2 separate regions of the Homo sapiens genome follow, and region 1 is linked to region 2. The links are chromatin loops, found by intact Hi-C in ENCODE. Cell type or tissue: PC-9. All regions are shown on one strand. Links, peaks and the distances in the headings refer to the core of each region. The heading gives the core; the rest is flanking DNA. Region 1 overlaps USP31 (ubiquitin specific peptidase 31). Region 2 overlaps OTOA (otoancorin).

Evidence for each region. Hi-C counts contacts between places; a loop is a spot of excess contacts. Peaks named below come from ENCODE experiments on the same cell type or tissue, not always from the same donor. Only the 100,000 strongest peaks of a DNase experiment are listed, where the experiment ranks them.
Region 1: it touches region 2 in a loop (25-fold over the local background); 3 of 110 quality-filtered maps call a loop at or near these places.

Annotation. Positions count from the first base shown.
Region 1 is chr16:23,052,681-23,069,624 of GRCh38, reverse strand. USP31 (ubiquitin specific peptidase 31) reads left to right here. Exons shown (of 16, transcript NM_020718.4): 16 at 9-8,219. The coding sequence ends at 1,579. Among named protein-coding and RNA genes, the nearest start is that of USP31, 88 kb to the left of the region's middle. RefSeq lists an enhancer at 1,154-1,655. In PC-9, for the core only: a CTCF peak has its summit at 8,701 (motif pointing right); a DNase peak (open chromatin) is centred at 8,744.
Region 2 is chr16:21,698,979-21,713,934 of GRCh38, reverse strand. It overlaps OTOA (otoancorin), which reads right to left. Exons shown (of 29, transcript NM_144672.4): 11 at 12,908-13,047; 12 at 8,643-8,766; 13 at 3,832-4,047. Among named protein-coding and RNA genes, the nearest start is that of OTOA, 42 kb to the right of the region's middle. RefSeq lists an enhancer at 9,884-9,973. In PC-9, for the core only: CTCF peaks have their summits at 5,048 and 5,249 (motif pointing right); a DNase peak (open chromatin) is centred at 5,254.

The DNA.
Region 1 (16,944 bases), core at 3,988-11,987, 1.4 Mb before region 2:
GTGTTCAGGAGGCTTTTCAACTCGACCATTTGTGAGAAGTGTCCAGCGTCAGAGTTTGTCATCCAGATCTTCTGTCACCAGCCCCTTGGCCGTCAATGAAAATTGCATGAGACCTTCATGGTCCCTGTCTGCTAAGCTGCAGATGCGCTCCAATTCTCCATCCCGATTTTCAGGGGATTCGCCAATTCACAGCTCTGCTTCCACCTTGGAGAAGATTGGGGAGGCAGCAGATGACAAGGTCTCCATCTCTTGCTTTGGTAGCTTGCGGAACCTTTCTAGCAGTTACCAGGAACCAAGCGACAGTCATAGTCGCCGTGAGCACAAGGCTGTGGGCCGGGCCCCTCTGGCTGTCATGGAAGGCGTGTTCAAAGACGAATCGGACACCCGCAGATTGAACTCCAGTGTCGTAGATACACAGAGCAAACATTCAGCACAAGGGGACCGCCTGCCCCCGCTCTCTGGTCCATTTGATAACAATAATCAGATCGCTTATGTGGATCAGAGCGACTCCGTAGACAGCTCTCCAGTCAAAGAGGTGAAAGCCCCCAGCCACCCAGGCTCACTCGCAAAGAAACCAGAGAGCACAACTAAGAGATCCCCCAGTTCCAAAGGCACTTCTGAGCCAGAGAAAAGCTTGCGGAAGGGGAGACCAGCCTTGGCAAGCCAGGAGTCATCCCTTTCAAGTACATCCCCTTCTTCTCCTCTTCCTGTAAAAGTCTCTCTAAAGCCCTCCCGCTCCCGCAGCAAAGCAGATTCTTCTTCCAGGGGCAGTGGACGGCATTCATCCCCTGCCCCTGCCCAACCCAAAAAGGAGTCATCCCCGAAATCTCAGGACTCCGTGTCATCTCCTTCGCCACAGAAGCAGAAGTCAGCCTCGGCCCTCACCTACACTGCTTCCTCCACATCTGCCAAAAAGGCCTCGGGCCCTGCCACAAGGAGCCCTTTCCCACCTGGGAAGAGCAGGACTTCAGACCACAGCTTGAGTAGAGAGGGCTCCAGACAAAGCTTGGGTTCTGACAGAGCCAGCGCCACCTCCACCTCCAAACCCAATTCCCCTCGGGTGAGCCAGGCCCGAGCAGGGGAGGGCAGGGGGGCCGGGAAGCACGTGCGGAGCTCCTCCATGGCCAGCCTGCGCTCCCCCAGCACAAGCATCAAGTCTGGTTTGAAGAGGGACAGCAAGTCTGAGGACAAGGGGCTGTCCTTCTTCAAATCAGCCTTGAGACAGAAGGAAACCCGGCGCTCGACGGATCTTGGCAAGACAGCCTTGCTCTCTAAAAAGGCTGGTGGGAGCTCTGTTAAGTCTGTCTGTAAGAACACCGGGGACGACGAGGCAGAGAGAGGCCACCAGCCTCCAGCTTCCCAGCAGCCAAATGCAAATACAACGGGAAAAGAGCAGCTTGTCACCAAGGACCCTGCTTCTGCCAAACATTCCCTGCTGTCCGCTCGCAAATCCAAGTCTTCCCAACTAGACTCTGGAGTTCCCTCGTCTCCGGGTGGCAGGCAGTCTGCAGAGAAATCCTCAAAAAAGTTATCTTCTAGCATGCAAACCTCTGCACGGCCTTCTCAAAAACCTCAGTGATATTTCTGCAATCAAAGTGTTTTATCTGTAAAGATGTTTATTTATTTAGAACCCCTGCCCTCCCACCAAAGCCTCCTGTGCTTTTGTTTTGTACTTTTTTGAGTCACGTGCCCGACTGTGTGTGTGTGTGTGAGTGTATGCGTGTGTGTGTCTAATTCAATTGCAAATTGTTCAAAGCGTCGCCTTATTCTGCCATTGAACCAAATAACAGCCATAGGCAAAACATTGACACCAAGCTAACTGGAATAATTGTAGACGATACCCAGGACGGTCCCTTTAGCAATTGTACATATTTCTTTCTAGAGAACTCTAATGACTTTCTTTGGATATGAGGGTTTTGAAACCTGTGAACCAGAAAAGCTACCATTAGTGCGTAGAAGGAGGAAGGAGCTGACTCGTGTTTCTTCTGAGCAGGACTTGTCCTTACTGTGGATTGTGGGTGGCACCAGGAGCTCTAAAAACTGTGACTCTAACAACGAAACAAATCGAGGGAAAAACTCTTGCTTTCTGCACTTTCGCCCCATCTACCAGTCTTTGTAAAGGGCAATATTTTAACACTAATGTTTCTCAGGTATATACTCAGCTAGTCTAGGATGGTTGCACACCAGTAAATGGATTAAAGAGGAAGGTGCCATGTGGGTGACTGTGTCATTTCTCCTACTGCCACAGATAGACATTTTCGAGGTAGAAATGAAGCCTTTCACCACCTTCCTATCTGTGGTGACATGTGCACCAAAACCTGTCTTGACTCTTGGGATAGGTCCTAGGAAGTGGCAGATTGGATAGCCAGAAAGCCAGTCACTCGTTTAATTTTTTTTCCTTCTGAAATTACTAGCTAAGGCTCTTGGAATTTTGCACTGTAGTAGAGCAGTTAACACCTTTGACAGATTCCTGGAAAAAACTTCTAGATTCTAAACTGGGTGAAAGACTGGACATCATTTTCCTTGTCAGGTGTTGCATTTTTCCGTTAGAGGTGGGAAGCTCCACGATGCCCTGTGTCTGTGGGCTCATGTTCCCTCATCTTGTAGCTTGGAGAGGAAAGAAGTTGCCTTCTGCCAAAAGCCAATGGTGGTATGTTGAAGCGTTGTGTGATCAAGTGTTACATATGCACTTCAGATCCTGTCTGTCAGTCTCTGTTAGGGCTGCCTTTCAGTAACTCATTTATTATTTCTTCTTTGTTCTTAAGATTTCATCTCATGCCCAGAACTCACAAGCAGGTTTTGGAGTGTGTTCCATCTGGCCGTGTCAGTGCAAATTGCATTTCTTACAAAGGAGAACCTCACCAAAAAAAACCTCACAGATAAGCAAAGTATATAGTTTTGCAAGCTTTTTCAAGGTCTCCTGGCAATACTTTCCTGCTCAATTTTTAGCTTTTCTTTTTTTTTTAAATGTCAAGAGAGTGAAGGTCTTGATTCTCTCTGAATAGCATTTGTCACTTTGCCAGTAAATACAGCATGCTAAGTTTATGTGCTTTTAAATATTAGCGTTTTTCGTCAGACTCTTCAAGTTCTTCTTGAACCCTTGGTGCACAGATCCATATATAACCTCCCTTTTCAGTATTGCTGTGTGTGAATTAACTACAACACATATGCATGCATAGCTGTGAATTCTGCACTACTTTTTTTTTCTTTTTTCCCCCCAAGAATATCTCTTGGGAAAAGTTTTTAGTACGTTACTTAACTTTATTTTGCTGCTAATTTGCGCATTAGCCGGTAACTTGCAAGTCTGGAGACCACTTACTGTTGAGGGTAGCTGGAATTTTAGACCCTTGGCAGTATTTAAGATTTAGACATTTAGCCTTGTGAAAGTTACCACAGTGCTCCATGTGATTCATTGACTGTGAGCCTGTTGTCCATTGCACTCAGCCCTGTACTCACTTCTTCACTCGCTGTCCTGGTTTTACTGTTCAGATTTTGGTGGGTTCTCAAAGCAGTACCACTCTCATCTGCTCAGTACATCTGCGGCAACTGGCTGCCTTCGATGCTGTCATTGCGTTCAGCCCAGCACATCACAGCCCCATCAGTGTGTAGCCACCGCTCTCGTTTTTCTGTATCGCTTTTATCTCCTGAAAAAGATGCACCAAATAAGAGATCATCTATATCAGGAATTGAATGTCTAACTCAAACCTCTCATTTTTGTTTAATAGGTAGATCTCATTTGAAGTCTCCTATCTGAATCTCTGAAACAATTATAGTTTGATTAGACAAAGGTTTTTAATAACACTTCTTTTTTGCTGTAGTCAAGCATTAATAGAAACTAGTTTAATTTTCACAGTGGTAAATATTTTTATTCTTGAGTTATCTAGGAATGGATTTTCCACGATGTCTAGTGACTTAAAAAAAAAAAGGAAAAACGTTTCTACAAATCCCTTTGGTTTTCCATGGGATCTGGAATAAAATGTCAGTGTCTATAAACTGTATGTCATGGAGTTTAGTCCTTGTTTCAGGTTTAATAGAAAAAATCAGGAAGTATCATGGCATTGTCTAGACATCATGAAGCTATTTTATTTCCATAGTTGGTAAACAGTGAAAATTTCATTATCTCCAACTACTAGGTACAACTTTAGGCCACAGGAAAGGTTATTTGGCCCGAAAGTTTGGAGGTGCTCCTTGAGGTGGGAAGTATCTTGTGGGAAAGTAGTTACTTGATTCAATTTAGTTCATTGGTAGGGTTGGGGACTTGGTGTTGGTTTCTTTCTTTCTTTTCTTTTTTTTTTTTTTTTTAATTTTCCCAGCAATATTTAGCACAATGAGCGTGTATGTGCTTTGGGGTTAAAAATTATCTGCTAGGGATGATAGGCCTGGGTTTCTCGTTGACATCTAGATGGGCCTGATTAGAGCAGTCATCTCCTGGTAGGCACAAAATAATCACCAACAGTAATGTTGTATCTGTAATGTTTGTTTGCTTTTTAAAGTTTTATTCTTGATTTCTTGTAAACATCCATTGCACTGAGGCCGTATCATTCCTTAAGACAGCCCTACATCTTGCCTTGGTAATCCCTTAGATAATGTGGAAACTCAAACCGTTAGGCTCCAGTCATCTTAGACCATTTCCCATCCGTTTTGTATTTTCTCGTCCTGAAAGCAGCTGAACTGAAAGTAAGTAATAATATGCTGGACCAGTGGGAACGGATGTGGGAGTATTTGTGGTGTGCTAAAATACTGTAATTATCTGTGAGGCTGCCTGACACGCTTTTGCAATCTTGTTTTCATCATTCATTCTGCAAACGTTTATGGAGGGCCTTCTTTGAGCACAGAGGCAAAACTGAAAGCTTCAGGGATTTGCTGTAGCTGAGGAGCCCTGGGAGCACAGCCCATCAAGCAAGGGATGTGATGGTGTCCTAAATGGAGTGACAGTTCTCCTGGGAAAAGAGATCACGTGGATTCCGGTCAAATCGGCTAAGGCTTGTGGTTCTCTTGAGCAAGTCTGTTCCTTCTGGAAACCAAAAGTGCCCTTCATCTTTAGAGACATTTTACTCTTCCATCCACCTTTTCAGACTGAGCTGTCTCTACTATTTAGGGGTTGAAAATCCATTACACAGTCACTTTACGTTAACATTGGGTCATCTTATGTTTGTATGAGACGGATGTGGGATTTGAGGGGAACATTGTCATTCCCTTAAAATAACTATCATGAAAAAAATAGCAACAGTATGTAAAGGGACCAAGAGTGGCAGCCTTTAGGGAAAATGGAGCAGAGAAGAGCTGTGAACAAAGCTCATTTATTTGAAATAAGCGTGCTTTATTTCACATAGAGGGGCATCAGACGTTACATTTCATTCGGACAAATTACTGAACAGCCGAAGTGATTGTTTCCAATGTAGGTTATTATAATTATTGGATACAAAGATTTAACTAGTGTTTCTGGGTTGGATTTTTGAAATAGTATGCAAGTCATAAGCACAGTTTCAATAAAACACGTATTCTGGAGGTGCGTGGAACTTTGTATTATTTGTAGTTGAGAAAGGCAAACTTTGCTGACAAACCAGTACCTATCACAAACGAACACAAAAAGTAGCTGTTACTGTGCAGGCTGTCTTTAACTTTCATTTCATAAAGGGTACATTATTGTTAAACTCTACTACATGGTTTGGGGAGAAATCCAGTGGTTTTATTTAAATGAACACTCTCACACTGCCTTTTGATCAACTTTCAAAGTATTTTGCAGATGCATTTTGAGCATGACCATTTTTTTCCCCAAGTAAAAACAATTGTGCGTGGCCTCCATATAACTCAGAAAGCATGCTCTTACTACCTATGCAAGCAAACAATAAAACATATAGACATGAAATGTTAAGTCTTAAAAAAAAAAGGCAACAATTATGGAGCTCTATTTTTAAATTTGTGATTTTCAAAATATGGCTTACTCATCATTGTGTAGAAGAGCATGAATGCGATTTCTTGTTTTGCTCTGCATATATTTCTCTGCTGTTTTTCTGATCATTGGCGAGATTGTAAAGTATTTTGCAAGCAGAAGTGGAATTGGATATGTTGAACACACATCATTGGTGTACATACTGTATTTAGCCTGAAGACTTTCCTAAAGTGTTTTGTTCTAAAAATAACCTGCCATTTTCTATAGATTTTAATTTTTTATATCTTCAAGGGTTCTATTTTGGTCACAAGGAAAGAATGTGGCTTCTAATAGTGCTAAGAATTAAAAGATGCTTTTATAGAGACTTAGAGCTATTTTGAAAAGCTTTGGGGCTTCCCAGCCACTGATCACAATTAGACTAAGCCCATGGAATTTCTGGGAGTGTTGTGCAGTGGATTCGGTTCTAGATCCATCTTACATTTGTTTAGTGTTTCCCAATTTTTGGGAGAAGGGGTGCACAGCAAATTTGAGAGACTTTTTTGAATCTCACACATGTATTTTCCTCAAGATTCTTTTAAGCCTCTTCTGAATGACTTGTCTGAGATAGTGAAGACCCACATTAACTAGAATCAGCTGGGGAACTTTAAAAAATACAGTGCCTGGGTCCCAGTCCCTAGCTTTTGATCTAATTCATGTAGGGGTGGGATCCAGGAATTACCATGTATTTTAAAAGCTTCTGGGTGTTTCTAATTTGCAGACAGATTGAGAACCACTATGATACGTCATCCCTTTACTGAGAATTATGGCGAGAATCACTGCCATTTGAATTACTCAGGAGTGACTGATTCCTCAGTTGTGTAGGAGAAGCAGAAAAAATAAGAATAAAAAGAATTGAGAGATACTGATATCAAACTCCCATTTGAAATACAAGGGCCCTTCTGATTCAAGGCCCAGTTGGGGAGCTTGGACCATGTTGTGAATGGCCTAGCACTCGCCAGTCTGGTGGAAATTGGTGGTCTTAGTTGCTGGAGCAGGCTGAGTGTCCCCGCGGGGTTTGCATCTGTCCCCAGAACCTTTTCCCCAGGCCCGTGGGGGAATAGGGAAGTCACTCTGAGCTAGAAATTGTCGAAGAAGAAAAGAAACAACCTTCCTAGCCTTGGAAAGCCTGTCCCTGCTTTTGATAGAATTATTGCCTTTTTGTAGGAATTACAGTAGCAAACCCCAGGCTGCCGCTGAATTTCCTACTTTTGCTCATTCTCTAGGATAGTTCTTATCCAGAATGTGGTTTCAGGAATTCTTTTTTTTAGTTTGAAAATGAATGTGAAACATTTTCTTTGGTGTCTTTTTTTTAAAAAAAAAAAACCCTTATTGCTATTTTTTCGTGTTTTTGTTTTGTTTTGTTTTTTGTTTGTTTTACCATTAAGTAATACACATCCCAGAATTTGGCACTCTGTGTTAACTGTGGAGGCAAATAAAATTTAGTTTTAATCTGTGGTGAGCTGAATGCACTACAACACCTTCGAAGTAATCTGATGGTTTCATTCTGTCGAGCCTCATGCTGCCTACAAAACACCACAATTTACCTGGTGTTTTCAACATTTTAAGGAATGAAGATACAAGTAGACATGCAAGTTGGAAATGTTTCTTTAGAAAGGCCATCCAGAATAATGATATCTGTTGCAGTCGTCCAAATGCAATATGAAATTTCCTAGGTGCTATTATAAACGGTGTGGTGTCATACCAAATGCAAAAGCAGTTACAGTATTTCCGAAGTTGGAGTTCTCTTTGTAGGCCTTTCAAATACGTGTTTGCATTCCATAGAGGTCTGCTCACCAACTGTGCCTCTCACCACTGGTTAAAATTGAATTTAAGCCTCATTGACATAAGTCGTTTCTTGATTGAACTCTTCAGTTTTTACACTGGAATTTCTGTAGTTGTCTTGAAAGCTGCATGTCACATCACTGTACACAAAGTGCTTTGGTATTACTCATGCACCGTGGATAGTGATTTCTGTGTCGTTTTCATTTTCAGTTGTACAGTAATATGGAAGGCAGGATGTCTTTCCTAGAGGCTGGAAGAAAAGTGTATCGTACATTTTAAATTTATTTTAGAACAAGTGCATGAGATGTGTCACTGATTTCTGTTATTTATTTGTATGTTTTATTATTCAAAGTGTATGCACTTTTAAGAAGCAGAATTTATATTTTTACGTTTGAAACGTTTTATTTCTGAAACAGCGTTGATTATATAGTATACAGTTGGAATTAAGAGAAAAGTGGAAAATGTAACAAAATACAATAAATTTATTACAAGATGTCCTCTTCAAGCCACATTTCTCCTTTCTCCCCCTTGCCAACTGATATCTTTTTGGTGTTGACTATAATAATAATTGTACTGCATCAGTCTTTACAAAATGCCTTAAAATTGCAGTGTTTAAAACACAAGTTACAGAAAGATGTATACATATGTTTTCTGTGTAAAAGTTTAAAACAAAAAATCACATCCATGCTTGTATAATTTTCACAATCAGGGATGGTTCTTCCCATTTCCTCCATGACGGATTAGAGACAGTTTGTCCTGGGCCATGGAACTGGACAAAAACTCACATTCTGGTTCAATCCAACAGATTTTCAACATTTCGCATTATTTTCCCCCTCTTACCAAACTTTTATGATGGGAAGAAATAGCAGTATAAAAGGGGCCATTCTTCCTGCGCTGTCTCATACCCTAGATATTTAATATTTTTGATACAAACAACATTTTTCCAGCTGTCTTTCCCACCCTTCAGGACAGAACTCCCTACTGAGGATGTCACATCACCTATGGCCACGTGGGGGCACTAAAGATCTCTTATGCATTTTAGAAGTCCAGCCTGCAGGTGGTTAGCCTCTGAGTGTGGAAATGTTTATTCAGTATGAGTTGGGGAATACGGTATCAGTGAACAGGGGTTTCTGTTTAGGGGAGTGCCACCAGCCATCATTTGTTCCCGGAAAGTGTTGAGTACAGATCAGGACAGATCTTGTTTCCCTAAAGCACAGCATTATGGTTTAGGGTTGGGGTGGGGGGAGTTGATGTTCCTGACAAGTGTGAACCACATGCCGTGCTAGGTACAGCACTTCTGAAGCTCTCTAATTTGAAATGGTAAGATTTCGCTTAGGTTCTGTTAGAGAGTTTAACCATGTAGTACGCTGATTATTCAAGAGGCTTCATTATGCCACAAAGTGTTCACATGTCATAAAATATGTAGATTTAATAGTTATGCAGATATTTAAGGATCATTTTGCCTGTCTCCTTAGGATTTGGAAGATTATCTTTCAATACTTGAATGGTCAACGTCTCTCTGAATACTTTTCGGGTCCCTGTAAATCTTCCTGAAGAAAGCAAAGGTGTGATAACACCCCTTGCCCAGAGCTGCATGTTCCTGTGTGTTAAACTGCCCCGTGGGTGATTCTAGGCCACTCTGACTCCGTGGGATGTAGCTTGAGGTCCTCCCCCACCCCAGTATCCCCTTTCTCCCAGCTGGGTTCTGTGTCATATGTTCTAATTCTGTGTACATCATCTAACATAACGTTGAACGGTTAATCACTTCGATTTACTAATACATTCACTTTCCATTGCTCTTCACTCCTTCCTGGGTTCTCCCAGATGGATGCTTCAGGTTTCCTCTCTGCGACCCTGTTCCTTTCTCAGGCTTCTCCACGAGGGTCATCTGGTAGATTTCACCTTGCTGGGTGGGTTGGGTCTACCTTCTGCAAACCCCTCTGGAATTCGGTCTTGGTTTGGTCTGGTCTTAGCTACGTTTTTCACCCTCTGCCAACACCTGCTATACACAGAGGACAGGGCTGTCCTCTCCCTTGGTGGTGCATTTTTGCATGCCATATAACCCAATGGCCTTGCACTCGTTTCTTAGAGCTTTCAGGGATTTGATATCAGTTTGACTTGCTCTTTGGATGTCTTAACAGCTCCATTTTTCTTGTGAAACGTGAGAAGATGGTGCAAATGAGACTGCAGTGCCTAGTTGGAATCAGGCCTCCCTGCCCCCGGTGGGGTCTCAGGGATCTTGCATTCCAGCACACCACCCCTGTGCCTTCCCTTTGTTTAGGAGGACTCCAGAGAGGCCCACAGTGCACAGATCCAGTTCCAGAGACACAGGGAAAAGGGTGTAATACGTCTTTCCTCTCCGAGAGTCTGGAGTGGACAGTGTGTGGGGATTGTGCACTGGGGACTGAGGATGAATGGCACCAGCCTCAGGGTTCCAAGTCCACAAAAGTTGTGGTGAGGAAGGTGCCCCTTTACTGTTTCACTCAGAATCGGAGTCCAGGTTCCTTCATTTAGTAATGTCTTCTGTGTGCCCAGCTGCTGGGGTTATGACCACACTTGGAGGGGCTCACCTGCCAGTCAGGAGGTCAGGTTGGCCAACAGATAACGTTTCAGCAAGTTTGCCACTTATTCCCTGCTCTTTCTCAAGGCATCGTCCCTAGAATGCTCTTCTCCGAGATGCCAGCCTGGCTCATTCCCTCATCTCCTCCACATCTTTACTCACATATCACCTTATTGAGGCCTTCCCTTACTACCTTTTTAGAACACTGCAACCTGCTTCACACGCTGTCCGTACTCCCTATTTTATTTTCTGCATATCACTTATCACAACTACCATAGGTCATATGTGAGCTGATGGGTGAGCTTACATGAGAGCGGGGAGGTTTGCCTGTTCTATTCACTGCTCTTTTTCTCAGCATCTAAGAGGGTGCCAAGCTTATAGCAGTTACTTAGTAAATACATACTAGCTGAATTAGTAATCTGCCTGAGTCTTTCTATCCAGAAGATGGAGGATACTGGTACTTGCATCATAGAGTGGTGAGAGTTAGATGGGAATGATGCCTATAAAGCCTTCAGCACAGTGCCTGGCACAGAGAAAGCGCTGGCTGAATGGAGCCATTTGTAATGATAACAATAGTGATGAGGAGGAGGGGCCGACCCTCCTGGGGTCAGAGGAGGGGGCAGTGGGCCATAACTCACACTTTCCAGGCAGGGGAAACTGCTTGCACTCTCTGGAAACCCTGAGTCCAGTCTTCCTGGAATGTAGGGCAGGAAGGCAAGAAGCGTTGGATGAAGGGGGCGGGAGATCCCATCTAGGGGGACCTTTTATGAACTGCTCCATTTGTCCTGTAGTAAATGAAAATCCAGGAAGAGATTTTAATTTAGGGGAGAGGAGATCCAGTTTGCACCTTCGCATGGTCACCATGACAAGATGTGTCATGAGAGAGCCGGTTCGGAGCTGGTTGCAGGAGTCTGGGTAGAGTGTGCGGAAGGGCTGACCGAAAGCAGTGCTGGGTGGCTGGAGAACAGGGAGACGCTTGGAAAGGCACCGTGCTCAGGGTCCAGGAGCAGGCTGCGGGGTTCGAATCTTGCTAGCTGGACAATCTTGGGCGGATTACTCAACAGCTCAAATTCTTCACACCTGTAAAATGTGGATAACGGTGTCTACATGATCATCACGAGGCTTAACTGGAATGCCTGGTTTATTTACATTTAATATAATCACTAATGTATTTGGTTTTTTGGTACTATCTTAACTTTCTTGGATATTTGTCCTGCTTATTTTATATTTATTCTTCTTGCTTTTCTTTGAGATGTATCAAGGATTTTTTTTAATTTTTAAAATTTTTCTTCTTAACCCACAGAACAAAGCATTTTTTTTATTCTAATTTTTCTCCTCAGTTTGTTATTTTTTTACTCTCCTTTTGTGGTTATCCTTGTAATTTCAACACGCACTTTTGATTTATAAGATTGTAAGAAAAGGGCCAGGCACGGTGGTTCAAGCCTGTAATCCCAGGATTTTGGGAGGCTGAGGCAGGTGGATCACCTGAGGTCAGGAGTTCAAGACCAGCCTGACCAACATGGTAAAGCCCCGTCTCTACTAAAAATACAAAAATTAGCCGGGTGTGGTGGCGGGCACCTGTAATCCCAGCTACTCGGGAGGCTGAGGCAGGAGAATCGCTTGAACCCAGGAGGCGGAGGTTGCAGTGAGCCGAGATCACGACACTGCGCTCCAGCCTGAGTGACAGAGCGAGACTCCGTTCTCTTCCCCATCCCCCCTTCAAAAAAAAAAGATTCTAGGAAAAATTTGTATTTGTTTACCCCTTGAAGGGCTTTATTTAGGACACTAATTCCATTTACCCATTTCCACCACTTGCTATGTTTGTCTTGCATTCTAATTCTATGCACACCATCTAACCTAACTTTATTAGTAATCCTGAGTAGTCAATATTCACTCAGATTTACTGATATATTTACTTTCCATTGCTCATCACTCCTTCAATCCAGTGTTTGATTGCTTCTGCCTGAGATCATTCTCCTTCAGCCTGAAGAACTCCCTTATTTCTTTTTAAGCCTGTGTCAGCGATACATTCTCTCAGTTTTATTTGATTGGAAATGCCTTTATTTGGTCTTCTTGAAGGGCATTTTCACTGGGAATAGAATCCTAGGTTGGAAATTACTTTCTTTCATTTTCATTCCATGGCCTTCTGCCTTTCACTGTTTATGTTCATAAGTCAGCTATCAGTCTTATTGCTGTTAATTTGAAGATATGTGTGGTTTGGGTTTTTTTGTTTTTTTGTTTTTTTTTTTTCCTGACTGCTTTGAAGATGCTTCTCTTTGGTTTCCATCAGTTTTATTAGGATGGAGTTTTTTTTTTTTTTTTATCCTTCACTTCATAAATCAGACTTGGAAACTTCTCAGGTGTTATTGCTTTAAATATTGCTTCTGACCCATTTTTTTTTTGCCCTCTTCTAAGACTCCAATTTCATGTATCTTAGACTTCCACCATGTCTCAAATATTCCTTTCACTCTTTTTTGTATTTCCTATTCTTTTTGATCCCCTTACCTCAGTCTGGATAGCTTTTACTGAATGAATCTTTTCAGTTCTATCTAATCTTGCCAGATTAAATAAAGGACATCTCATTAAAGTTGAATTTTAGATAAATTGTGAATAGTTTTTTAGTGCATGTCCAAAATTTTGAATGAACATACTTATATGAAAAATTATTTGTTGTTAATCTAAAATTCTAATTTAACTGGACATCTGCTTTTATTTGCCAGTTCTGTCCATCTTAGCTAAGTCTAATCTGCTGTTAAACCCACCTAATTGTATTCTTAATTTTGGTTATGGTGTTTTCAATTCTAGAATTTGCATTAGCTCTTCAGAGACTCTAGGTCTCTGGTTAAATTCTTCATTTGATTGTCTATTTTCTTAAACATATTAGTTATTTTAAAGGTTGGATCTGATAACACTAGTATCTAGTCACATGTGGACTTCTTTCTATTGTCTGGTTTTTTTTGTTTTGTTCTACTTCTTGTTGTGCTTTTTGATTAATGCTAGGCAGTGTGTAGGAAAAAATGTGTAGGCTCTGGCTGATGATATTTGCCTCCAGAGAGAATTCATCCTGTTTTCTGGTCGGCAGCTAGGGACTGAGTGGACTCAAAGTTGGATTGTAGTTGTTCTAAGACTCTGCTGCCTTCAGGTCATCTTACATAAGAATGAGCATTAATTTAATCGTTCAACACATATTTGTGGATCACCTGCTATGCCAAGCACTGGCCTGGGCATGGGTTACATCAGCATACCAGACAGGAAAAAAAAAACCCTTCGTCATGTGGAGTTTATCTTCTAGTTCACCTGTCCAGAAATTAATAATAATTAATAATAATAATTGACCTTAGCTGGGACCAGCTTCCAGAAGGAACAGAAATGTGGAGGTAAGTTGGTATTAAAGCAATGTGGAGATACACAACAAAACATGATTCTCTGCTCTCTTCCTACACCCCAGCCTTCCTGTGTTGGTAAATGACATCAACATCCAGTCCAGCTGCTCAGTCCAGAAACTAAGGATCCATCCTTGATGCTGCTTTTCCCCTCAACTCCCTCCTTACATCGAACCCATTCAAAAGCCCTGTCCAGTCCTACCTCCACAATTATGTTCTCAATGTGCCTCACTTCTCTTTCTCTCCACTGATAACATCAAGTCCAAGTCACATGATCCCTACCCAGACTGGGCTCCTGTATCAGCCTCTTAAATTTGTCCACTTCTCCAATTCCATCTTTAGTCTGTTCCTGCTGCCATTACAAAATACCTTAGATTGGGTAATATATAAACAATAAAAATGTATTGCTCACAGTTCTGGAGGCTGGGAAGTCCACGATCAAGCCGCCAGCAGATTCAGTGTCTGGGGAGGGCCTGTTCCTCATAGATGGCACCTTCCAGCTGTGTCCTCATATGGTGGAAGGGGCAAACAAGCTCCCTCGAACCTTGCCTGCAAGGGCACTTATCCCACTCATGAGAGCTCTGCCCTCATGACCTAACACTTCCTAAGGGGCTCACCTCTTAACACGATTGCACTGGGGGTTAGGTTTTGATATGCAAATTTGAGCGAGACACCAACATTCAGATTATAGCACCATCTTATGTCACTTTTCTTTCACTTTGGGCACAGAACCCACCTTTTAGTGTCTTGAACACAGGGCCTTGGCTGTTTTCCTCTTCCAGGAATACTCTTCCCCCAGATGGTCACGGGGCAAGTTCTTTCTCATCTCAAATGGACCCTTAGAAAGGCCTCCTTGGACCACCATAACCACAGTTACCCTTTCACTCTACACTCATTCTCTGTCAGGACCCTCTTTTATCTTGATAGTATTTCGCAGTCTCTGAAATTCTTATTTATTAGTTCATTGGTTTATCATCTGTCTTCCCCCAACTGGAATGTAGTTACTATGAGAGAAAAATCATTTACCTGCCTTTTCTCTGATACTTGTGTCATTTTGGATACTTTCAGCTATAAGTAACAGAATCTCCAATTAATCTAGGCTTTATTATTTTAATTTTATACTTTTGCATACTGAGTCCCAAACAGAGTAAGTAATCCACCTAAAAGTCACATAGGAAATAACTGGTAGGTTTTGAATATTAACCTAGGCCTGTTTTATTTCAAAGTTTTTATTTTTTTCCACTTATTCCTTCAATACCCTACACTATATTAAATAGGAAAACTTAATAATAAACGTATACAACTGCATTTTGTAATGCAATTACTAGATGGGGGAATTTTTCTAGATTGATATAGTCCTTTTCTTTGTAATCCCTGAGTAACTTTTACTACAGCAAATTCAGGAAGTGATGCAATGTCTACTTTTTGGTAACAGAATTTAGGAGAGCCTCCTTGGATGGTTTTTTTACAACTTAAAAATAATTTTGGACTTACAGAAGGAGTTGCAAAGATAGTTGAGAGAATTCCTATATACCCTTCAGCCAATTTCCCCTAATGTCAACAGCTCGTATAACTGTAGTAAAATTATCAAAGCCAGAAATTAACATTGGTACAATACTATTAACTACAGATTTTATCTGGATTTCACTAGTTTTTCCACTAATTTTTTTTGTTGTTCTAGAAGTTAATCCCAGATTCCACATTGCATTTAATTATCCTGTCTCCTCAGTTTCTGCAATCTGTGACAGCTCAGTTTTTCATGACCTTGACATTTATTTGTTTGTTTGTTTATTTATTTAGAGACAGAGTCTAGCTCTGTTGCCCAGGTTGTAGTACAGTAGTGTAGTCATAGCTCACTGTAATCTTGACCTCCCAGGCTCAAATTCAGCCTCCTTAGTTAGCTGGGTCCAAAGGTGTGCACCACCATACCCAGCTAATTTTTTTTCTTTTTTAGTAGAGATGGGGTCTCCTCATGTTGCCCAGGCTGGTCTTGAACTCTTGGGCTCAAGCAATCTGTTCACCTCGGCCTCCCAAAGTTCTGGGATTATAGGCATGAGCTGCTGCTGTACCTGGCCAACGTGGACACTTTTGAAGAGCACTAGCCACTTATATAGGATGTCCCTCAGTTTGGGGTTTGTCTCATGTTTTCTCATGATTAGATTGAAGTTTTGCATTTTAGGGCAAGAATATCAAAAGCAATGTGCCCTTCTCAGTGTTTCAAAGGAGGCAGCAAGGCATCAATATGTCTTATTACTGGTGATATTAACCTTGATCACTTGGTTCAGGTGGGTTTCACAACTGTAAGGGTACTATTTTATCTTTCATCATTAATATGTATCTTGGCAGAGATACTATTTTTAGACCATGCAAATATCCTGTTTCTCCTCAAACATTGACCTGCTAATTTTAGCATCTATCAGTGGACCTTGCCTGCAACAATTTATATGACTGTGGGATTCTAATGGTGAGAGAAAGACATTTTAAAAGCCTCACTTAATGAGGAGGCCAGAGGCAGGGCAGGTGCAGAGGCTGGCTGTGCGCCTCAGCAGTGTCACCAAGGACCCAGGCTCTTATCCTTCCTGCTGCTGTTCTCAGCATAGTGGCCTTTTGTTCTCACATTTGGCCTTCAGTGGCTGCCATGGTTCTGTTAACATGACAACATCCAGCTGAAGAAAATGGGACCTTTCTCTACCTAGGTTCAGAAAGGAAAATATTGCCCAGAACCACCTCTGCTCCCTGAAAATCTTCTCTCAGATCACCTGCCCATGACCAAGTTGCAAGGAAAGCAAACTCTCTGGCATTTCTAGCCACTGCTGGGGGTGGAGGGCGGGCTCCGGCCCAGAAGACACTGGAGAGTGAGTGCTGGGGACACAGCCTACTGGCTCTGCCCCATTGTGTCACTCCTAGCCCCTGAGGAAGTGCCCTGCACCTGCCAACACTCAGTAGATCTTTGTGGAGTGAATGAGGTTGTCCGTTGCCTAGAGGCTTCTAATCTGCCATTCCCTGCAAACATCAGGGCTCTTAAATGTGGACTCCAGAGAGTACAATGACTTGGAGAGTGGATCAGAGGAGTGGTGAGGTCAGTGTGACAACCTTTAGTGACAGAGGTGGGTGCCTGGTAGAAGAGTTCCTGGCTCAAGGACCCCCTTAGCTCCATGGCACCTTAGCCTCCAGCAGGGTGCCACACCTCTGGCCCAGAAGCTGCCTGTACCAAAGCCTTGAAAAATCCTTAGGAGGAACCTGCCTGCTAGACCCAACCCCCTCTACTAAAAAGGTTTCCCCGGAGG
Region 2 (14,956 bases), core at 1,432-9,431:
GGAGGGAACAAAACCGTCTCCCTCAACTCCCTAAAATCAAATTCAGAGAGGACTGTCAAGGTGGACCCATGGAGCCCCAGTCAAGGTCCAGAAACAAGGATTCAAAGCCTTCAACATAAAGTCACCACGAGGCTAGAAGAGACCAGATGAATGGGCTGGCCTGGTACCTGAGTCAGAAAGTGGGAGTGCGTGGGCATTGGTCATGGTGCCATAATGGAGACAGTGAGCACAGGAGTTAAACAAGATGGCTCTGAGGCCAGGTGCCCTGGGTTCAATCCCAGCTGCGTAACTTTCACGTGGCCTTTTCCAGTTCCCTTACACACTCTGTACCTCACAAGAATGAACTGGAAAATGAAGACTACAGCACTACTGACTTCAGAGGATTGTTGGATTAAGTTATTAATTCACTTAGAACACAACCTGGCACATAGTAAGTGTTCAGTAAATGTTTGTTATTCCACACCCTCCCTCCCTTGGCCCCGCGATGGAGGAAGCAGGCTAGGACCAGCCCTCGGAGCTGCAGCTGCCCTTCATCCCTCCCTCGCCCTCTCTACCGACATCCTGCTCCAGTTCCCACTTGGATTTACTTTGGGGAATGTGGTTGGAATATATCTGGCTCAGAACCATGACATACCAAACCCAGCTTTAAAAACTTGAAGAAATTTAAAAAGACTTGGATGCCAAGAAGAAATTCCCTACTCCTTCTCTTTGGGAGGCCAAGGCGAGTAGATTGCTTGAGCCCAGGAGTTTGAGATCTGCCTGGGCAACATTGCAAAATCCCATCTCTACAAAAAAATACAAAAATCAGCCCGGCGTAGTGGCATGTGCCTGTGGTCCCAGCTACTCAGGAGGCTGAGGTGGGAGGATCACCTGAGCCTGGGGGGTCAAGGCTGAAGTGAGCCAAGATCAGATCACTTCACTCCAGCCTGGGCAACATAGTGAGAACCTGTCTCAAAAAACAAAAAAAGAAGAAGAAACCCCCCAGTTCCTGAGGCCGACTCCAGCACTGCCTTCTGGATGCATGGATTCTACTCTATAACTCTTAAACCCCTTTACCGCCTGAATCAAAAGCTTTTGTTTTCATTTTACCACCTGAATCAAAAGCTTTTGTTTTCATTTCCAACCTCAGTGATGCGATCTCGGCTCACTGCAAGCACCGCCTCCCAGGTTCACGCCATTCTCCTGCCTCAGCCTCCCGAGTAGCTGGGACTACAGGCACCCGCCACCATGCCCAGCTAATTTTTTTTTTTTTATTTTTAGTAGAGACATGGTTTCACCGTGTTAGCCAGGATGGTCTTGATCTCCTGACCTCGTGATCTGCCTGTCTCGGCCTCCCAAAGTGCTGGGATTACAGGCGTGAGCCATCGTGCCTGGCCTAGTGATTTTCTTCCTTGTGAGACACTGTGGTATTTTGCTTTAGAACAAGCAAAATGGGGCCCCTTACATTTTCAACATCTTCACCTCTTCCCATATCCTCCTTCAAGCTGCATGGGAGGTACTAACACTAGAATTACGGTGCTAGGTTAGTAAACATGACCTTTAAGGAGTAGTCTCTCCTTTATTCTTTGGGATTCCTACTACTTTTTTCTTTTTTTTTTTTAAGACAGAGTCTTGCTCTGTAGCTCAGCCCAGTCTGGAGTACAGTGGCATGATCTCGGCTCACTGCAACCTCCTCTGCCTCCTGGGTTCAAGTAATTCTTCTGCTTCGGCCTTCCAAGTAGCTGAAATTACGGGTGTGCACCATCATGGCCAGCTAATTTTTCTATTTTTAGTAGAGACAGGGTTTCACCATGTTGTCCAGCTGGTCTCAAACCCCTAGCCTCAAGTGATCCATTCATCTTGGCCTCCCAAAGTGCTGGGATTACAGGCATAAGCCACCATGCCCAGCCTACTACCTTTTGTCAAAATAAAAATTGATGAGTTTTGTATAGTTGGTCAGACACAGTTAAAACTAAATTCACAGTTTAGCAATTATAATGGGTGCTTGTTAAACATCTGGTAGTAAATTATGTTGTTTCAAAGTAATTAAAATTAATATCCAGAAGCCAAAAATAAACAAATGTTTGTTATTATTATTTGATTGGAATGGGTCCTAATCCAATCCTTGTGAGCCAGTTTGCATCCTGGGAAGTGGCCAGGAGTGTGGACTAAACGAGAAGGACACCAAAAGCCAGGCACGGTGGCTAATGCCTGTAATCCCAGCACTTTGGGAGGCTGAGGCAGGCGGATTACAAGGTCTGGAGTTCGAGACCAGCCTGGCCAACATGGCGAAACCTCGTCTCTACTAAAAACACAAAAATTCGCTGGGTGTGGTGGTGGGTGCCTATAATCCCAGCTACTCGGAAGGCTGAGGCAGGAGAATTGCTTGAACCCGGAGGCGGAGGTTGCAATGAGCTGAGGTTGTGCCATTGCATTCCAGCATGGGCGACAAGGGCAAGACTCCGTATCAAAAAAAAAATTAGATGACACCAAAATGCTTAGAACTCAAGTCTCCCAGATTTGGAGCCCTCTGGACTGGACCCAACCCAGGGACATTAATTGTCCCCAAAAGAATGTCCATTTTCCACCCCAGGAGCAGCAAGAACACAGATTAAGACTCCTGTCCCCACCAAAGAGGACTGTCTGCCTGACAGTTCCCTCTCTGCAGCCCAAGATTGGAATAAAATAGCATCATCCCTAATCCCAAAGTAATGGCAAAAACCGCAATTACTTTTTGCATCAACCTAATAGCAGCTTAACAGCAGGCAGGAAAATCCTGGGATGAGTCCCACACGTTGATCCCACTCAGGGATGGCTAATGCCCCTTGAGCTCCTACTCTGTGGTGTCACCTGGTGGTCTAGCTTCTTCATGTGTACCAACTCACATAATATTCGCAGCAATGCTACAGGATAAGTGCTACTGATTTGTTGTTGTTGTTGTTTAATTTTTTTTGAAATGGAGTCTTGCTCTGTCGCCCAGGCTGGAGTGTGGTGGCACAATCTCTGCTCACTGCAACCTCTGCCTCCCAGGTTCAAGCCATCCTCCTGCCTCAGCCTCCCAAGTAGCTGGAAGTACAGGCATGCACCACCACGCCCAGCTAATTTTTGTATTTTTAGTAGAGACGGGATTTCACCATGTTGATCAGGCTGGTCCCAAACTCCTGGCGTCAGGTGATCCTCCCACCTCAGCCTTCCAAAGTGCTGGGATTGCAGGTGTGAGCCACCTTGCCCGGCAGTAAGTGCTATTGTTGTCCACATATTACAAATAGAGAAACTGAGTCAAAGTGAAAATAGCAAATTGCCTAGTGTCACACAGCTAGTAAATGGCAGAGCAAGGATTTGAACCCAGGCAGTCCTCCTCAGCATCATCTTCTTACTGATTGGTTGCCCCCTGCTGTGTGTGTATAACTGATTGTTATGGATTAAATATTTGTGTCTCCCAAGAATTCATATGTCAAAGTCCTAACCCCTAATGTGATGGCATTGGGAGGTGAGACCTTTAAGAGGCCTTTAAGGGTTAGATGAGGTCATGAGATAATGAGGGTCAGGTGGGGCCCTGATCCAATGGGATTAGTTTCCTTGTAAGACGCAACACCAGAGAGCTTGCTCTCATGTGGTCAGGTGAGCACACAGCAAGATGGCGGCCACCTACAGGCCAAGAGAAGAGGCCTCAGAATGAAACCTACCTTTCTGACACCTCGATGTTGGACTTCCCAGTCTCCAGAACTGTGAGAAATAAATTTATGTTGTTTACGTCACTCAATCTACAGTATATTTTTATGGCAGCCTGGCAGGTCTAATACACTTAGGTCATCTTAGGGGAATAAAAAAGAGTTTAAAACTCCAGCTGACCTTCTCATGGGCCAAGTATTTGGCAGACAAGATGATGACCTGGCTCTTGGCCCAACCTGAGACCTGGTTGAGGGTGGAGATGGCTCCGTGCACAGCCTCGGGGGAGAGGGATTCCAGTTGGCTGTAGGTCAAACCTACAACTGCATCCGACAAAGAACCCAGGGTCTCATTGAGGGTCTGGTTCTCCATGGCAATGTCCAGGAGTTCTGCTTTGAGCTGGAAGGAGAGCAAACTGGAATGAGTGTTGACAGGAAGCAGGGCGGTGGCTCCCTCTGACCATATCCAGGGCTATTAGGACTCCACAGCACCTCCCTTGACCCTGTTCCATCAAAGCTTTTGGGCTCAGAAACGATGAAGGAAAGGGACTCCTGCCATGCCCAGACAGTGAGACACCACACGGAGGACACCTCTTCTGGCCTTAGCTTTCATGTGCCAAAAATTCCCTTTGTACTTCATTTAAATATTAATTTGTTATTAAATCAACCTTAATCCATGTCAGAAAGAAATGTTCCTTTTATAACTACACCACACTCTTATAGCATCTGTTGTCCTCTGGTGACCTTGAACTCTATATCCATATATACAGGCTGTTTTCCTTTCATTAAATAGCCAGGGGCCTTTTCACGATAATTTATAATCTGTGTAAAAATAACTTTTTTTTTTTTCTTAAGACAGAGTTTTGCTCTTGTCACCCAGGCTGGAGTATAATGGTGTGGTCTTGGCTCACTGCAACACTGCAACCTCCACCTTCCGGGTTCAAGCGATTCTCCTGCCTCAGTCTTCTGAGTAGCTGGGATTACAGGCACCCACCACCACACTAATGTTTGTATTTTTAGTAGAGACAGGGTTTCACCATGTTGGCCAGGCTGGTCTCAAACTCCTGACCTAATGTAATCCACATGCCTCAGCCTCCCAAAGTGCTGGGATTAGAGGCATGAGCCACCACATCCAGCCAAAAATAACTCTTCACAGTACAAGAAAGTAAAAGTCTCCTGAACATCCTACCACATAAAAATAACCATGATTAGCAATTGGGTGTATATGCTTCCAAGATTTCTTATACCTTTATAAATATAGAGACACTACATAGTTTTTACAGAGTTGTAATATGAACAGAAGCACAATTTACTCTTCTTAAAATTATCTCTTGCACCTCTTTGCACATTTCTATGATCATTTTAATAATTATTTTATTGCAATATGCCTGCCTAATGATAGTAAAGTGTGCGTTACAGCTGCTTTCGGTAAGGAATGTGATAAAGTCACCTACTATACAATGAGCTCTGTAACAAAAAACAAGAATGGTTCATATTTTAACACCCGAATTTACGTAATAACGTAGTCATTTCAGGCAGGTGCACAAAACGGGTTTCTGGCAATATTGAAATAGCCACTGGGGGGCAGCAGAGTGAAGTAGAAGAAACAACTGTCAAAGCGCCTGGGTTCTCTAAGTTCGGCAACTGCCTTACCTAGAAATCAGTTTCCACATCTGTAAAACGAAGGGGTGGACTACAGTGGCAGCTCCCAAAGTGTGGAGCACACCCAGCGGCATCTGCAACACCTGGGAACTTGTTAGAAACGCAGATTGCCAGGCTGCTCCCGGACCTCCTGAATCAGAGACTGGGTGGGGCTCCGAAATCCAGGGATCCCCAGACTCCGGGTCACAGATGGGGACCACCGGGACCCTGGCCTGTTAGGAACCAGCCACAGCAGGAGGTGAGCAGCAGGCCAGTGAGCATTACCGCCTGAGCTCTGCCTCCTGCCAGATCAGAAGCGGCATTAGATTCTCCTAAGAGCAAACCCTATTGTGCACTGTGCATGCAAGGGACCTAGTCTGTGCGCTCTTTATGAGAATCTAATGCCTGATGATCTGTCACTGTCTCTCATCACCCCCAGATGGGACCGTCTAGTTGCAGGAAAACAAGCTCAGAGCTCCCACTGATTTCACATTATGGTGAGTTCTATAGTTATTTCATTATATATTACAATGTAATAATAGAAATAAAGTGCACAGACCGGGCGTGGTGGCTCACGCCTGTAGTCCCAGTACTTTAAGAGGCCATGGCAGGCGGATCACGAGGTTAAGAGAATGAGATCATCCTGGCCACATGGTGAAACCCCGTCTCTACTACAAATACAATAAATAGCTGGGCGTGGTGGCGTGCACCTGTAGTCCCAGCTACTCAGGAGGCTGAGGCAGAGAATTGCTTGAACCTGGGAGGCAGAGGTTGCAGTGAGCCAAGATCGTGCTACCGCACTCCAGCCTGGCAACAGAGCGACACTCCATCAAGAAAGGAGAGGAGAGGGGAAGGGGAAAGGGATGGGGGGGGGAGGGGGAGGGAGGGAGGGAAGGAGGAAAGAAAGAAAGAGAGAGAGTGAGAAAGAGAAGAAAGAAAGGAAGGAAGGAGGGAAGAAAGAAAGAGAGAGACAGAAAGAGAAAGAAAGAGAAAGAAAGAAAGAAAGAAAGAAAGAAAGAAAGAAAGAAAGAAAGAAAGAAAGAAAGAAAGAAAAGGAAGGAGAAGGAAGGTAGGGAGGGAGGGAGGGAGGGAGGAAGGGAGGGAAGGAAGGAAGAGCACAATAAATGTCATGCACTTGAATCATCCTGAAACAATCCCCCGGCCCCAGTCCACGGAAAAAAATTGTCTTCCACAAAACCGGTCCCTGATGCCAAAAAATTGTCTTCCACAAAACTGGAGCGCTGCCACAAGCTGTATTTGAACAGGCCCTCCCTGTGATTTAGATGCACCCTCCAGTTTGAGAACAACTGAGCTAGATGATCCCAAAGGGCTCCCTCGTATCTAATTGCATGCCACCTTCTCCTTGGTCAGGGCTGCCACATGTTGAGACCCCTGGGCCTTAAAATACATTTATCTTCTTATTTTTGCTTGAGCTTGCTTAGGACGGATTCTTTTCCTTGGAAACAAAAATATGCATTCACAGGCTAGGCTCGGTGGCTGACGCCTGTAATCCCAGTACTTTGGGAGGCCAAGGCAGGTGGATCACTTGAGGTCAGGAGTTCAAGACCAGCCTAGTCAACATGGTAAAACCCCATCTCTACTAAAAACACAAAAAATTAGCCGGGCATGGTGGCATGCACCTGTAGTCCCAGCTACTCCAGAGGCTGAGGCAAGGCGAAGGTTGCAATGAGCTGAAATTGTGCCACTTGAACCCGGAAGGTGGAGGTTGCAGTGAGCTGAGATTATGCCACTGCATTCCAGCCTGGGTGACAGAATGAAACTCAAAAAAAAAAAAAAATGAATCTTATAAAAAAAAAAAAAAAGATGCGCTGACCAAAATAGATGACCACACTCTCAAATGTCAAATGTGTTTGGGGACTTTATGGTGATGTGTGGGAAACTGCTGTGAAATTATTGATGGCTTTATCAAAATTTCATTTAATATTATTTTCATGTCATCGTTTCGATTTTAAGCAAATTGAAAAGGGCCACAAAAAGTGGAATGGAAGGGGGTAGAATTGAGACTTGACTGGAAGGAAGAAGAGAGAGATGGAGAGGAAGGAAAATGAGAGAGAGCGTGTTTGCTCATCTGGTCTTGGGAACTCATAACCACCCTGCAATCCAGTGTTCTCAATCCTGGCTGCATTGAAATCACCTGAGAAGCATTAAAATCAGGCCATACCTCAGGCCACACCCCAGAACAATAACATCAGATTCTCTGAGGGTGGCACCTGGCAGGGATGTTACTAATCTAGAGGCAGGTTTGAGAACCACTGCTTTATCTCCTGCCGCTCCAGGTGTGCTCACCAGAGCAGCGGTTCCAGAATCACCTGGAAGCTTGTTGGAAGTGCAGCGTCAGCTGGGCGCAATGGCTCACACCTGTAATCCAAACACTTTGGGAGGCCAAGGGAAGAAGGAGGAAGAAGAGGAAGATGGGAGTCCTGGGCCTCAACCAAGAGCTCCTGAATCAGAATCTGCATTTAAGATCCCCAGGTGATCTGTATGCATATTTAAGTTCGAAGTAGCTGTCCCTTTCTTTTCTTTTCTGTTCTTTTTTTTAGATAGGGTCTTGCTCTGTCATCCAACTAGAGTGCAAAGTCACTATCATAGCTCACTGCAGGCTGGCACTCCTGGGCTCAAGCGATCCTCCTACCTCAGCCTCCCAAGTAGCTGGCACTATAGGCACATGGCTTTTTTTTTTTTCTTTTGAGACAGAGTCTCACTCTGTCACCCAGGCTGGAGTGCAGTGGCACGATCTCAGCTCGCCACAACCTCTGCCTCCCAGGCTCAAGCAATTCTCCTGCCTCAGCCTCCTGAGTAGCTGGGATTACAGGCGCATGCCACCACGCCTGTTTTTGTATTTTTAGTAGAGACAGGGTTTTACCATGTTGGCCATGCTGGTCTCAAACTGACCTCAGGTGATCTGCCTGCCTTGGCCTCCCAAAGTGCTGGGATTACAGGTGTGAACCACCGTGCCCAGCCATTTTTTTGTATTTTTTGCAGAGACAAGGGTCTCATGATGTTGACCAGGCTGGTATCAAACTCCTGGCCTCAAATGATCCTCCCATCTTGGCCTCCCAAAGTGCTGGGATTACAGGCATGAGCCACCGCGCCTGGCTGAGACAGCTTTCTGATTAAATTTTGATCTCCCCAGGGTCTGTTCCTTTGCTATTTTCTGTCTGGGCTTCGATGTTACACTTACCTCAGTATTTGAGATGCCATCTGCTGTGACTGGACTTAAATCCCGACTAATGCTGTGTGTTTTCTCCCAAAGGCTAAGCTAGGCTGTTCTCCCCATTTCTCTGGCTAGTGACACTGAGGCAGAGGCCTCAGGGCCTTGCACCCCAGCTGTACCTTCTGGACGCCAGCCTGGAAGCCCCTCAGGTGGCTGCACTTGATCATCTGGTAAAGCAGGACTTGAGCCACAGTGGCATCCAGCAATTCCAGGTCATTGTAGAAACAAACCAGCAGCCCCAGCCTGTGTGAGAAGAGGAGGGATGGTGGTGGAGGTGTAACCGCAGAACCAGCCCATTCTGGTTCAATTTTGTGTAATAAAATGGTGAGTTGTTTTTCAGTTGCCACGGACTCCCAGGTTGAAGGTCACATAACCTGAACATCCTCAGATGAACCAAATGTGCAACCACAGGCGGAACCTAACTGCTCAGACGAGACCAAGGAATGGGGGCTGAATTATGAAGTGGACACCACATGGCATGGTCCACGATCCAATCAGAATGAGTCCTGGCATCACCTCATGGCATGATCCAATCAGATCACACCTCCCAGCATCACCTTGTAGCAAGACCCAATCAGATCAAGTCTCATTACCCTCCGCCTATAAAACCTGCCCCAGTCCCCAGCTCAGAGACACAGATTTGAGCACTGTCTTCTGTCTCCTTGGCAGTTGATTCACAGTAACCGTTTCTCTCTACAAAAACCTAGTGCTTCAGTGTTTGGTTTTCCATTGCGCATGGGCAAACAGACCCAGTTTGGTTCCATAACAGAGCGCTGAGAGCTGGTGGACACGACACCCCCTCCCCAGTCCAAACCAATGGGGTCTTGATTATATTAATAGCAGCTACCACTTATCAGGTCTTGCACTGAGCCGTTTACCTGCATTATCTCATTACAGCAACCCTACAAGGCAGGTGCTCTCATTAGCCCCATTTCACAGATGGGGAAACTGAGATTTGATTTGTCCAAGGCAAGTCGGTGGAGCTGGGACTTAAATGTAGATCCATCCACCTATGCCATCTCTCCACCTGGGATGAATAAAGGGAATAAGGAAAGAAAGGTGCCGGTAGCCACAGAAAACTCCCCATTTTCCACATTACAATCACTAAATTCTAGAGCTGATCTCACCCTGAGGGATTCTCTGAGGCAGAGATCTGTTTCTAGGATGCCTTCTGGTACCCACCCAGATGATGCAAAGATTTCAGAAGGAAAACAAAAAAGACTGGAGGAAAACAATGGAAGGGCAGAAGTGAGATTGGAACCCTGGTATAACTGAGAGCAATGTTTCTAATCATTAAGAGCATTGATTCAGGCCTACTGCAGTTTGAAGCCCAGCTCTGTGAGATGTTTGCTCTCCACCAAGTTACTTAACTTCTCTGTGAGGCCGCTATACACAGTTCTGCAGTGCACACTCTGTACTCCCATACTGTACAGAGACAGGGTGCCTCTCCCTCTCTGAGCCTCTAATAAATGGGAGGTTTTCTTTGTTCATCGTAGCACATCATAATAAACATGAGTGAAAGAAAGAGGATGATTGTGAAAGTTAAATGAGAAGTGGTATACCAACTGATTTGCATACATCCTGGTGGAAACCAAGCACTCATTCATTAATGAATGCTCTTAGAGTTAGAATGAAGACTACCTAGTTGACCACAGTCAGCCTGGCTCCACCCTCTCAGAGCGATATTGACATATTCAGACATGCCCACAGGAGAGCTGCCAGGTCCAGGGAAAAGATTTGAAAGTGTGTCTCATGAGGAAAAGAGATCTGCTTAACTTCGAGTAAAGAAGACTCAGGGGAAGTGAGGGCTGAACGTTAATAACCACGTTGAGAATAACTATTCACAACAGCCAAGACATGGAATCATCCTAAGTGTCCAACACGTCAGTGGATGAATGGATTTTTTTTTTAATTTGGTGGATACACAATGGAATGCTCTTCAGCTTTGAAAAAGAAGGAAATTCTATCATATGGGACCCCATGGATGAACTTGGAGGATCTTATGCTAAGTGCAATAAGCTAGGCACAGAAAGACAAATACTGTATGACCTCATTTATATTATGAATCTGAAAAACAAATAAACAAACGTCATACTCATGGAAGCAGAGCCTTAGAATGGTTGGTACCAGGGGCTGGAGGTGGGAAGGGAGTTGGAGAGACTTGGACAAAGGACACAATGTTTCAGTTAAATAGGAAAATAGGTTCTGGAGATCTATTGTACATGCTGACTACAGTTAATAACAATGTATCATATACTCAAAAATTGCTAAGAGTAGATTTTAAGTGTTCTCACCGCAAAAAAAGTATGTGAGGTAATGATAACTTAATTAGCTTGATTTAGCCATTCCACAATGAATATATATCTCAAAACATGTTGCACACCATAGATATAATTTTTATTTATCAATTTAAAAAAATAAATTATAAAAGAAAAATAGGCTTGGCGTGGTAGTTCATGCCTCTAATCCCAGCACTTTGGGAGGCCGAGGCGGGCGGATCACAAGGTCAAGAGATCAAGACCATCCTGGCCAACATGGTGAAACCCCGTCTCTACTAAAAATACAGAAATTAGCTGGGCGTGGTGGCGTGTGCCTGTAGTCCCAGCTACTTGGGAGGCTGAGGCAGGAGAATCACTTGAACCCAGGAGGCAGAGGTTGCAGTAAGCCGAGATTGTGCTACTGCACTCCAGCCTGGCGACAGAGTGAGACTCCGTCTCAATAAATAAATAAATAAAAAGAAAAAATATTATTCATTGAGCACTTACTATGTGTCAAGTGTGCAAATCCCTACAAAGACCTTAATGCAGTAGGCATATTTTTATCTCCCATTTTACAGATGGGGAAGCGGAAGTATAGAGAGGTGATGTAAAAATAGCAAAGATCACACCATTAGTAAGCAGCAGGGAAGGATTAAGCCACGAAGTCTGGCTCGAGGTCCCATGTTCTTAATCATGAGGCTATTTTTGTGTGTGTGAAACCATAGAAAAATGAGACACATGCTAATAAGTGAAAATTACTAAAGGTAGGTGAAACAGATGTAATTGTTTCCTATGAGTACATTCCCTAAGAGTGGCTCATTTGAAAAACCTTAAGGTAATATGGGATGGGAGCAGTGTGGCAATAATAAGACCTTGAGAGACGGACACAAGAGGATTGAATGATGGCCCAGCACAGTGGCTCACGCCTGTAATCTCAGCACTTTGGAAGTCCAAGATGGGTGGATCACTTGAGGTCAGGAGTTTGAGACCAGCCTGGCCAACATGGCGAAACCCAGTCTCCACTAAAAATACAAAAATTAGCTGGGTGTGGTGGCACACGCCTGTAATCCCAGCTACTTGGGAGGCTGAGGCAGGAGGATCTCTTGAATCTGGAGGTGGAGGTTGTAGTGAGCTGGTATTGCACCACTGCCCTCCAGCCTGGACAACAAAGTGAGACTCTGTCTCAAAAAAAAAAAAAAAAAAAACAGGATTGAATGGGCCAGGCGTGGTGGCTCATGCCTGTAATCCCAGCAGTTTGGGAGGCCAAGGCAGGCAGACCACCTGAGGTCAGCAGTTCAAGAGGTCAGGAGTTTGAGACCAGCCTGACCAACATGGCAAAACCCCATCTCTACTGAAAATACAAAAAATTTAGCTGGGCATGGTGGCACACATCTGTAGTCCCAGCTACTCTGGAGGCTGAGGCATGAGGATTGCTTGAACCCAGGAGGTGGAGGTTGCAGTGAGCCAAGGTCACATCACTGCACTCCAGCCTGGGTGACAGGACAAGACTCTGTCTCAAAAAAATAAATAAATAAAAGGAAAAGGAGGGAGTATTGAGCTGTACTCACCACCTCCTTCCCATTGCCCACTCCCTTCCTGACACCCCTGGAATGTAGAGTTCCTGTCCCTCCTCCCCTGCTGGGAATGGTTTTAGGGAGGATCACATTACAGTCACTAAATTCTAGAGCTGATCTCATCCAGGGGCTCCCCAGCTAAGAGTCTGATAACAAGCGGTTCTCATATATGGGGACCCATGAGTTATTTCCAACACTTGACTCAACTTAAACGGAAATCACACATTCACTTTGGAACAGGACCCAGTCCTGAGTATTTAAAATGTTTCATTTCTGTGCTGAGAGACAGAATTAGCACTTGATAAGGTTGCATAAAATGCCTGGCACACAGGAGATGCTCAGAAAGCATTTATCCTTTCACCCAGCTTCATAACCTCTTCATAAAAAAAGTTGCAGACACCTCTCCTCACATGCACAGAGAAATATGGGACTATTCAAAGAGATGGACCAGCCACCTCCCTTCCCTCCCTGGGTGTTTTGCTGCTCAGAGAATTCTGATGCTTAGATCACATCTTGGGAAAGGGCTCCAAGGCCCAGAGCTCATGCGCTTGCCTGTGGATGGTGGAGGTATTCCTCATGTTAAAGTTGGAGGAGCTGATCCTCTCCAGAAACGCCTGGGCCAGCTCAGGTGTGATGTCATAGACCATGTCCAGCTGCTTGGTGGCGTTGTCATAGCTGATAAACAGCCCAATCTAGTTGGTGGACAAGGACGAGAATATCAGTGAGGAGGGTGGAAGTGGCCCAGTGTGGCCCCACCCTGGTGGTCTGCACTGTGCCCCATCATGGACACTTGGATACACCTCCTGGTTCTCATTGTCATTGATGTCTTTTTTTCTTTTCTTTTTTTTTTTTTTTGAGATGGAGTCTCACTCTGTCGCCCAGGCTGGAGTGCAGTGACATGATCTCAGTTCACTGCAACCTCCACCTCCTGAGTTCAAGCAATTCTCCTGCCTCAGCCTCCGGAGTAGCTGGGACTACAGGTGCCCACCACCACGCTTGGCTAATATTTGTATTTTTAGTAGATATGGGGATTCACCATGTTGTCCAGGCTGGTCTCGAACTCCCAGCATCAAGTGATCCACCCGCCTCGGCCTCCCAAAGTGCTGGGATTACAGGCGTAAGCCACCATGCCTGGCCTCATTGTCATTGATTTCTTAGTGGTCTGTAACTGCTACTTTAGTTTCCTCCTCAACCTAACTATTCTTTAGGAAAGAATTATTTTTTAATATCTGAGAAACTGGGCTTTTTAAAAGCTAATCTTTGCACATTTATTTCTAGATTTGTTATATGGAGGTCAGAGAATGTGGTCCACAAACTTTCTGCTTTGAAGAATCAGAATTTTTTTAATAGATGAATGAGTTTATAAATGGCCCTTGGGTGATGGAAAAGAGTATGTGTTCTCTTTGTAAGACACAAAGTTTGGTGCATATATATTCAACTTATTAAATATACTATTCAGATTCCCAACATTCTTGTTCCTTTTTGGCCCACATGTCCAAGGGTGCCACGTGCAAGTCTTCTACTACTACAGGACTCATATCTATCTATTCTTCCTTGTATTTCTAGCAGATTATAAATTATATATATAATTTTGGGGGGACACTGACTCACTCTTTTTATTTTATTTTTGTTTTTATTTTTATTTTTATTTTTATTTTTTTGAGATGGAGTCTCGCTCTGTCACCCAGGCTGGAGTGCAGTGGCACAATCTCAGCTCACTGCAACTTCAGCCTCCCGGGTTCAAGTGATACTCCTGCCTCAGCCTCCTGAGTAGCTGGGATTACAGGCATGTGCAAACATGCCCGGCTAATTTTTGTATTTTTAGTAGAGACGGGGTTTCGCCATGTTGGCCAGGCTGGTCTTGAACACCTGACCTCACATGATCCACCCGCCTCAGCCTCCCAAAGTGCTGGGAGTAGAGGCGTGAGCCACTGCGCCCGGCCAAGACACAGTCTCACTCTTTTACCCAGGCTTGGGTGCAGTGGTGTGATCATGGCTTATTGCAGCCTCGACCTCCTGGGCTCAAGTGATCCTCCCACCTCAGCCTCCCAAGTAGCTGAGACCTCAGGCACACACCACTACACCTGGCTAATTTTTAAATTTTTTTGTAGAGATGAGGTTTCACTATGTTGCCCAGGCTGGTCTTGCACTTCTGGGCTCAAGTGATCCTCCCGCCTTGGCCTCCCAAAGTGCTGGGATTACTGGCATGGGCCACGGCAGCCGGCACATTCTATATTTTGAGACAGTATTATGCTGTGCTCAAAGGGGCTCATAAAGTTGTCTCTCCTTTGTGGATCGTACTCTTTGTCCATATAAAATTCCTTTTTAGGCTGGGTGCGGTGTCTCACACCTGTAATACCAGCACTTTGGGAGGCTGAGGCAAGGCAGATCACCTGAGGTCAAGAGTTCAAGACCAGCCTGGCCAACATGGTGAAACCTCGTCTCTGCTAAAAATATAAAAATTAGCCAGGCATGGTGGCATGTGCCTGTAATCCCAGCTACTCAAGAGGCTGAGGCAGGAGAATCAATTGAATCTGGGAGAAGGAGGTTGCAGTGAGCTGAGATCACGCCACTGCACTTTAGCCTGGACGACAGAACGAG